Regions from separate parts of the Homo sapiens genome. Here region 1 is linked to region 2. Evidence: read pairs that join two places in POLR2A ChIA-PET (ENCODE). Cell type or tissue: B cell. All regions are shown on one strand. Each heading gives the region's core, and the rest is flanking DNA. Links, peaks and the distances in the headings are about the cores only.

Region 1 (4,394 bases), core at 272-4,271, 110 kb before region 2:
GGTGTGAGCCACCGTGCCCGGCCATAACATTTTTAAGATTCTTTCAAGGAACACTGTTACTTCTTGTGAGTGCAACTCACCTTAGATTTCGTCCTTGGTTTTTGTGTTGATCTTCAACATTCGGGTCTTCCCATTTTTCCCCTAAAATGTAGATCAAGAATAATCATGATAAATTATTAAAAATTATACAAATATTATTAGATTATAGGTTCACAATGAGCTGTAACCATGCCTGGTTTATTTACAGAAGTGTTTCCTTTTCAGATTCCAAATCTCGGAACAGTGATTATGAGCAAGAAATGGCAGTTCTCTAACTGACGATATGAAAAAATGATGTCACTGGGGTGCGGTGGCTCATGCCTGTAATCCCCACACTTTGGGAGGCTGAGGCGGGTGGATCACCTGAGGTCAGGAGTTCGAGACCAGCCTGGCCAACATGATAAAACCCCGTCTCTACTAAAAATACAAAAATTAGCCGGGCATGGTGGTGGGCACCTGTAATCCCAGCTACTCGGGAGGCTGAGGCAGGAGAATTGCTTGAACCCAGGAGGCGGAGGTTACAGTGAGCCAAGATCCCGCCACTGCACTCCACCCTGGGGAACAGGACGAGACTCAAAAAAAAAAAAAAAAAAGAAGGCCAGGCACAGTGGCTCATGCCTGTAATCCCAGCACTTTGGGAGGCTGAAGCGGGCAGATTACCTGTGGTCAGGAGTTCAAGACCAGCCTGACCAACATGGTGAAATCCCGTCTCTACTAAAAAGAAAAAAATTAGCCAGGCATGGTGGCACGTGCCTGTAATCCCAGCTACTCGGGAGGCTGAGGTAGGAGAATTGCTTGAACCTGGGAGGCTGAGGTTGTGGTGAGCTGAGATTGTGCCATTGCTCTCCAGCCTGGACAATAGTGAAACTCTGTCCCCCCCCAAAAAAAAAAAAAAAGAAAAAAGAAAAAATGATGTCATCCTTACCTATAGATGCCAGGTTCTTGAATGTTTCCTGCATCACATCTCTGTAGAGTTTCTTCTGTGAAGGAGCCAGCAGAGCCCACTCCTCCTGGCTGAAGCTCACAGACACATCCTCAAAAGCCACTGAGTCCTGAAACATCCAATATAAGTAGAGAATAGGTGAGATTGACAAGGATGAGAGGTATCCTCAATTCATAAGAAATTCACACACGATTTTGTGGTCTCCAAACATTTAGTGCATGACTCAATTGTTAGAAATGTAACAGCACATTGAACACATAAACTTATAGCTACATCTTCACTGTGGTCACTGTAAGTCCTATTGCTCTCTAATGGTAGTATCTAGTTCAACTTAGAAAAATGAAAGAAATCCTACACAAATGAGACAAATTTTAGGATCAATTTTTTTTTCTTCCTTTTTGAGACATAGATGGTCTCGCTCTGCTACCTAGGCTGGAGTGCAGTGGTACAATCACAGTTCATTGGAGCCTAGTCCTCCCGGCTCAAGCAATCCTCCAACCTCAGCCTCCTGAGTAGCTGGGACTACAGGAACACACCACTACACCTAGGTAAGTATTTTGTGTATATTTTTTGTAGAGATGGGGTTTTGCCATGTTGCCCAGGCTGGTCTCAAACTCCTCAGCTCAAGCGATTCACTAGCCTTGGCCTCTCAAATTGCTGAGATTACAGGCAAGATCTTCAATTCTTTATGAGATAAATTCTTATTTCTTGTTTGTTTGTTTGTTGTTTTCTAAGAGACAGGGTCTTGCTCTGTCACCTAGGCTCAAGTGCAGCAATCCTAACTCACTGTAGCCTCAAATCCCTGGGCCCCCAAGACATCCTCCTGCCTCAGCTTCACGAGTAGTTAGGACTACAGATGTGCAACACCACTCCCAGATAAATGGGTTTTTTTTCTTTCTTTTTTTTTTTTTTTTTGAGACGGAGTCTCACTCTGTAACCCAGGCAGGAGTGCAGTGGTGCGATCTCGGCTCACTGCAACCTCCGCCCCTCCAGGTTTAAGCAATTCTCTGCCTCAGCCTCCGAAGTAGCTGGGATTATAGGCGCGTGCCACCACGCCCAGCTAATTTTTTGTATTTTTAGTAGAGATGGGGTTTCACCATCTTGGCTAGGCTGGTCTTGAACTCCCGACCTCGTGATCCACCCTCCTCGGCCACCCAAAGTGCTGGGATTACAGGCGTGAGCCACTGCCTCCGGCTGGGGTTTTGTTATATTGTCCAGGTTGACCTTTAACTCTCGGCCCCAAGTGATCCTCCTGCCCCGGCCTCCCAAAGTGTTGTGATAACAGGTATGAATAACCATACCCAGCCCACAGCCTAATTTCTTATTACCCAAATCATTCAGCATTCCTTAAGATATGGGATTAAATGAGGTGGAGGTTTTTTTTTTTTTTTTTTTTTGTTTGAGACAGTCTTTTTTTTATTATTTTTTTTATTTATTATTTTTTTTAATTTATTTTTTTATTGATAATTCTTGGGTGTTTCTCACAGAGGGGGATTTGACAGGGTCATGGGACAATAGTGGAGGGAAGGTCAGCAGATAAACAAGTGAACAAAGGTCTCTGGTTTTCCTAGGCAGAGGACCCTGCGGCCTTCCGCAGTGTTTGTGTCCCTGATTACTTGAGATTAGGGAGTGGTGATGACTCTTAACGAGCATGCTGCCTTCAAGCATCTGTTTAACAAAGCACATCTTGCACCGCCCTTAATCCATTTAACTCTGAGTGGACACAGCACATGTTTCAGAGAGCACAGGGTTGGGGGTAAGGTCACAGATCAACAGGATCCCAAGGCAGAGGAATTTTTCTTAGTGCAGAACAAAATGAAAAGTCTCCCATGTCTACTTTCTACACAGACACGGCAACCATCCGATTTCTCAATCTTTTCCCCACTTTTCCCGCCTTTCTATTCCACAAAGCCGCCATTGTCATCCTGGCCCGTTCTCAATGAGCTGTTAGGCACACCTCCCAGACGGGGTGGTGGCCGGGCAGAGGCGCCCCTCACCTCCCGGACGGGGCGGCTGGCCGGGCGGGGGGGCTGACCCCCCCCACCTCCCTCCCGGACGGGGCGGCTGGCCGGGCAGGGGGGCTGACCCCCCACCGAGGTGGAGGTTTTAATAAGTAAATACACATTGAGAATCTTCTATCCCCTTTTGTTATACATGAGAGGCCAGGAGGCTTGTGGAAATCCAACTTTTAAGAAGGTCTAGCTGCCTATATCGTCCTGAAGTATTTGAGGCCATCAGAAGCACTCAGATTCTGCTGACTGAATGGAAATACTCTTTTAGAGACGTATTAATTTCAACTTGTTTCCGATATATATATATCCCTATGTGTTGGCATTACAGGCATGAGCGACCACGCCCGGCTGTGTGTGTAATATCTATCATAGACCCAGTTTTTCCTTTTACTTTCTGTCCCATTTCGTGAGACTAGGAAGTTACTGGGAAGACAGCTCAGGCACAAGGAAGGGGCCCTCACAACTTAGACTTTCACAAAATCGTTATACCCATGAGCCTCAGAACTGCTTCCAACCAATTTTTAGCACAAATACATATACACATTGAGATAAAATGTCAGAAGAGCACTTTCTGGAAGATCCATAATCATGTCATCTGGGCTTTGCTGACCTTGAAGAATAGATTGACAGTATCAATTTTCAGGGGACTTCACTGATGTCCACAATGGTCTGATGGTGAATTTGCCCATGATTATAAAATTAACAGGTAATTTCATACCTCCAAAAGAACATAAAATCTGGGTCAGGATGGCTCATGCCTGTAATCCCAGCACTGTGGGAGGCCGAGGCAGGTGGATCACCTCAGGTCAGGAGTTCGAGACCACCCTGGCCAACATGGAGAAACCCTGCCTCTACTAAAAATACAAAAATTAGTTGGGCATGGTGGTGCATGCATGTAATCTCAGCTACTCGGGAGGCAGAGGCAGGAGAATCGCTTGAACCCGGGAGGCAGAGGTTGCAGTGAGCCAAGATCGCACCACTGCAGTCCAGCCTGGGCAACAGAGCGAGACTCTATCTCAAAAAAAAAAAAAAAAAAAAAAAAGAACATAAATCCCCTTTCTCCAGTTTCAGGAGGAAGTGATCCCAGACAGACACTCTAGGGGCTGTTGTCCCAGGTTCTCTCATTTCCATGCACTCATGTGCACCATACGTTAAAAGATCCACACAGTTAGAAGGGGTTTTCTTAAGTAATTAGGACTATGGTCTGAGCAGGAAGAAATTTGGCTCCAGGGAGCTCTCCCTCGTGACAAGTCCATCTGCATGCCTGGGTGCTCTCTGTAAGGTTTATTTACATTTACATTTAATAGAAAATAAACATTTTGGCCAGGCGTGATGGCTCATGCCTATAATCCCAGCACTTTGGGAGGCTGAGGTGGGCAGATCGTTTGAGCCCAGGAGTT
Region 2 (4,394 bases), core at 189-4,188:
AGTCTGTTCAGATTTTCTATTTCTTCACGACGCAATTTTGATAGGTTGTACGTGCCCAGGAATTTATCTATTTCTTCTAGGTTTTCCAATTCATTGGTGTGTAGTTGTTCATAATAGTCTGTTTTATAATTCTTTCTATTTCTTTAGTATAAGTTGGAATGACCCTGTTTTTTTTGTTGTTTTGTTGTTGTTTTGAGACAGTCTTGTTCTGTCGTCCAGGCTGGAGTGCAGTGGTGCGATCTCCGCTCACTGCAACCTCCCCGTCCCGTGTTCAAGTGATTCTCCTGTCTCAGCTTCCTGAGTAGCTGGGATTACAGGCATGCGCCACCATGCCCAGCTAATTTTTTGTATTTTTAGTAGAGACGGGGTTTTACCATGTTGGCCAGGCTTGTCTTGAACTCCTGACCTCAAGTGATCCTCCTTCCTCAGCCTTCCAAAGTGCTGGGATCATAGGCGTGAGCCACCACACCCAGCCAACTCCTTTTTTTTCTTTTTCTTTTCTTTTCTTTTTTTTTTTTTTGAGATGAAGTCTCGCTCTTGTCTCCCAGGCTGGAGTGCAATGGCACGATCTCAGCTCACTGTCACCTCTGCCTCCCCAGTTGAAGCGATTCTCCTGCCTCAGACTCCCGAGTAGCTGGGATTACAGGTGCCCGCCACCAAGCCCAGCTAATTTTTGTATTTTTAGTAGAGACGGGGTTCACCATGTTGGCCAGGCTGGTCTCGAACTCCTGACCTCAGGTGATCCACCCGCCTGGCCTCCCAAAGTGCTGGGATTATAGGTGTGAGCCACCATGCCCGGCCAACTCCTTTTTTTTCACATCTGAATTTCTTTATTTGAATCTGCTATTTTTATCTAGTGAGTCAGGCTAGAGCTTTGCTGATTTTACCTTTTTAAAAAAACTCTTCATTTTGTTGATCTTTCTTTCTTTTTTTTTTTTTTTTTTGAGACAGAGTCTTGCTTTGTCACCCAGGCGGGAGTGCAGTGGCGCGATCTCGGCTCACTGTAACCTCTGCCTCCCAGGTTGAAGTGACTCTCCTGCCTCAGCCTCCGGAGTAGCTGGGACTACAGGCACCTGCCACTATGCCTGGCTAATTTTTTTTTTATGTATTTTTAGTACAGACGGGATTTCAACGTGTTAGTCAAGATGGTCTCGATCTCCTGACCTCATGATCCGCCTGCCTTGGCCTCCCAAAGTGCTGGGATTACAGGCGTGAGCCACCACGCCTGGCCTTGTGTTGTTTTTTCATCTCTATTTCATTTATTACAGCAAATACTACTACCTCACCAGTGTGGTTGCCCAGATGATTTATGATGTTAATAAGCTATAGCAACTCAAAGATAACTTGTGCTAATCATGAGAATCACTCTGTATCCTGCCAACTATACCAATTGTAATAATTTAGGATCTTTAAAATGGAGAGCACCCTTTCAATGATTACGAGAGACATAAGATGGAAATAAGGATTTTATTACTTACAGGTCCTGGAGGATACACAGTATACACGGAGGCCACACACACAGAGGGACCACATGGAGAGAAAGGGAGAAATGGATGAACCCATGGGTCAGTACCTTTATTAGAGTCCAGGGTGTTACCGAAAGTTTCCCCTAGGGATACAGCCGGGCGAGGTGCCTCACGTATGTAATCCCAGCACTTTGGGAGGCGAAGGCCGGTGGATCACGAGGTCAGGAGATCAAGACCATCCTGGCTAACACGGTGAAACCCCAACTCTGTTAAAAATAGAAAAAATTGGCCGGGCGTGGTGGTACGTGCTTATAGTCCCAGAGACTTGGGAGGCTGAGGCAGGAGAATTGCTTGAAGCTGGGAGGTGGAGGTTGCAGTGAGCCGAGAGCATGCCACTGCACTCCAGTCTGGGCGACAGAGCGAGACGCCGACTCAAAAACAAACAAACCAAAAAAGACACAAAAGTTTCCCCTAGGGAATTTTAATTGATGGGTTTAAAGCAAGCAGGCACAAGTTCAAGGAGATCACAGTGTGACTGAGAGGTGGTTACTGTAGCACACCTACACAGTTCATATGAAGCGTGGGGGTCAGTGAGGCCAGTATGAACGTTATATCTGGCTGTCCTATAACGAGGTGGTCACTGGGTATCAGTTGTCTAAGGCAGATATATGGATTCACTACATTAAGGAACTGGGAGGAGGTGGAGAACTGGAAACAGTGTTAACAGTGAATAAACCCTGCTTCTCCTATGAGAAAGTTAAACTTGTATTTAAAATGGATGTCAAGGCAACATAAAATTATAAGAATTCACTACAAGTTTTGAGAATCAGTGAAATCCAACCATGGTTCACAGGGTTAATCGCTTTCTTAACAACCTATGAAAGTTAAATCAGCCAGGCACAGTGGCTCACGCCTGTAATCCCAGCACTTAGGGAGGCTGAATCAGAAGAACTGCTTGATTTCAGGAGTTTGAGACCAGCCTGGGCAATATAGTGGGACCTCATCTCTACCAAAAATTTAAATATTAGCCAAACATGTTGGTGCACACCTGTAGTCCCAGCTACTCAAGGGGTTGGGGTGGGAGGATTGCTTGAGCCCAGGAGGTGGAGGTTGCAGTGAGCCAAGATTAAGCCACCGCACCCCAGCATGGGTGACAGACTAAGACCCTGTCTCAAAAACAAACAGAAATGGTAAATCATGTAAATAAAAGCAAACAACATGTTATTTTTATATCTATTAATTGCATATAGTCCTCCAGAAAACCGATTTGAGTCATTTTCCAGAAAGGGAGTCAGTGGAGCTCCTTGTAGTGAGGGCACGTTAATATCTGTATACTCTCCCTGGGGTGTGGATGTTTTAGGGTTGTGCTGAGATCTCCAATGTTTACAGCAGGTTGATGGTCAGCTTAAAATATTCTGTGTTGGCTGGGCGCGGTGGTTCATGCCTGTAATCCCAGCACATTGGGAGGCTGAGGCGGGTGGATCATTTGAGGTCAGGAGTTCGAGACCAGCCTGGCCAACATGGTGAAACCCTGTCTCTACTAAAAATGCAAAAAAATTAGCAAGGTTTGGTGAGGCATGCCTGTAATCTCAGCTACTCTGGAGGCTGACCAGGAGAATCGCTTGACGTGGGAGGTGGAGGTTGCAGTGAGCTGAGATCATGCCACTGCACTCCAGCCTGGGTGACTCCATCTCAAAAAAAAAAGTGAGACTCCATCTCAAAAAAATAAATAAAATAAATTTTCTGTGTCCTCAATGATCAGGTGGTGACACAGGTTTGGGGGAACAGAAGCAAATACAATGAATGAGGTTCCTACTCAAGATATCACAGTCTATCCTGGAAGACAAATGCAAATGATTATATCAGAGGATCTGAGAGAATCACAGGTGTATTCAACCTGAGTCCTCTTTGAAAGGGACAGTTATTTATACAATGCTTAATGTTTAGCTACAGAAATAATTGGGTGGGTCAATGGTGGTGGGGTGGGGTTGAGAGAGATTCAGATGGATAAACTGGACATGAACATCCCCAGCCACAGAGCACCTGGTGACAACCATGTACTGTGAAGGTCAGGTGGCCACTGAAACAGAGAAAAAAGGGAAGAGCTCACATTTGATTAGTTCTTTTCATAAGTGTTAATGTGAAAATAATAGTTCGCTAGCATCTTTGTTTTCTAAAAGGAATGCTTATTTGCCAATTTTAAAATATATTTATTTAAATCTTTTTAGAGACAGAGTCTAACTCTGTTGCCCAGGCTGGAGTGCAGTGGCACAATCTTGGCTCGCTGCAGTGCTGACCTCTTAGGCTCAAGTGATCCTCCTGCCTCAGCCTCCTGAGTAGCTGGGACCATGGATGCGCATCACCATGCACTGCTAAGTTTTTAAATTTTTTTCTAGAGGTGAAAATCTATGCTGCCCAAGCTGGTCTTGAATTCCTGGGCTCAAGCGATCCTCCCACTGCAGCCTCCCAAAGTGCTGGGATTACAGGCACAAGCCATTACTTACGCCCACTCCAGTGTTTTAATCCATATAAAATATTTTAAGATTTTCTTCCTCTGATTTGTATGTAAACACAGGAGGAAACGTAGGACTTTGCTGGTTTCTTTCTCATACAGTACGATAGAGAGTCTTTGTCTCATGTAGCTGATCAGTGCTGGTGAGAAGCAGGTGAAGAACCTGCAGTGGGCAGCAGCGCCTGCAGCCAGTGACTCCAACCTGAGGCCAGTCTGGAGCCTGCAAAGGGAGGGAAATGGAGCTCCTCATGTGGCTTTCTGGGCAGCCTGTTGTCTCCGTAGGTGGCCTCTGGTTGCTCAGAACAGCTACAGGAGTGCAGATTCTGAGAAGCAGAGCCCTGGAAAGCAAAAGATTCATGTGAAGACATGCTTGGGGTGTTCTGTCCTTTCTCAGGCTAACTATTTTCTGGGCAATG

The links. ChIA-PET counts read pairs that join two places held together with the same protein. Peaks named below come from ENCODE experiments on the same cell type or tissue, not always from the same donor. Only the 100,000 strongest peaks of a DNase experiment are listed, where the experiment ranks them.
Region 1: POLR2A ChIA-PET joins it to region 2 with 7 read pairs; 2 of 35 experiments call an interaction of 5 or more read pairs at or near these places.

What each region holds. Positions count from the first base shown.
Region 1 is chr19:12,620,397-12,624,790 of GRCh38, reverse strand. ZNF791 (zinc finger protein 791) reads right to left here. Exons shown (of 4, transcript NM_153358.3): 2 at 965-1,091; 3 at 81-141. Among named protein-coding and RNA genes, the nearest start is that of ZNF791, 12 kb to the right of the region's middle. In B cell, for the core only: no CTCF peak of the experiment used is centred there; a DNase peak (open chromatin) is centred at 4,135; H3K27ac peaks cover 1,152 bases.
Region 2 is chr19:12,514,916-12,519,309 of GRCh38, reverse strand. No RefSeq gene overlaps it. Among named protein-coding and RNA genes, the nearest start is that of ZNF709, 32 kb to the right of the region's middle. In B cell, for the core only: no CTCF peak of the experiment used is centred there; no DNase peak of the experiment used is centred there.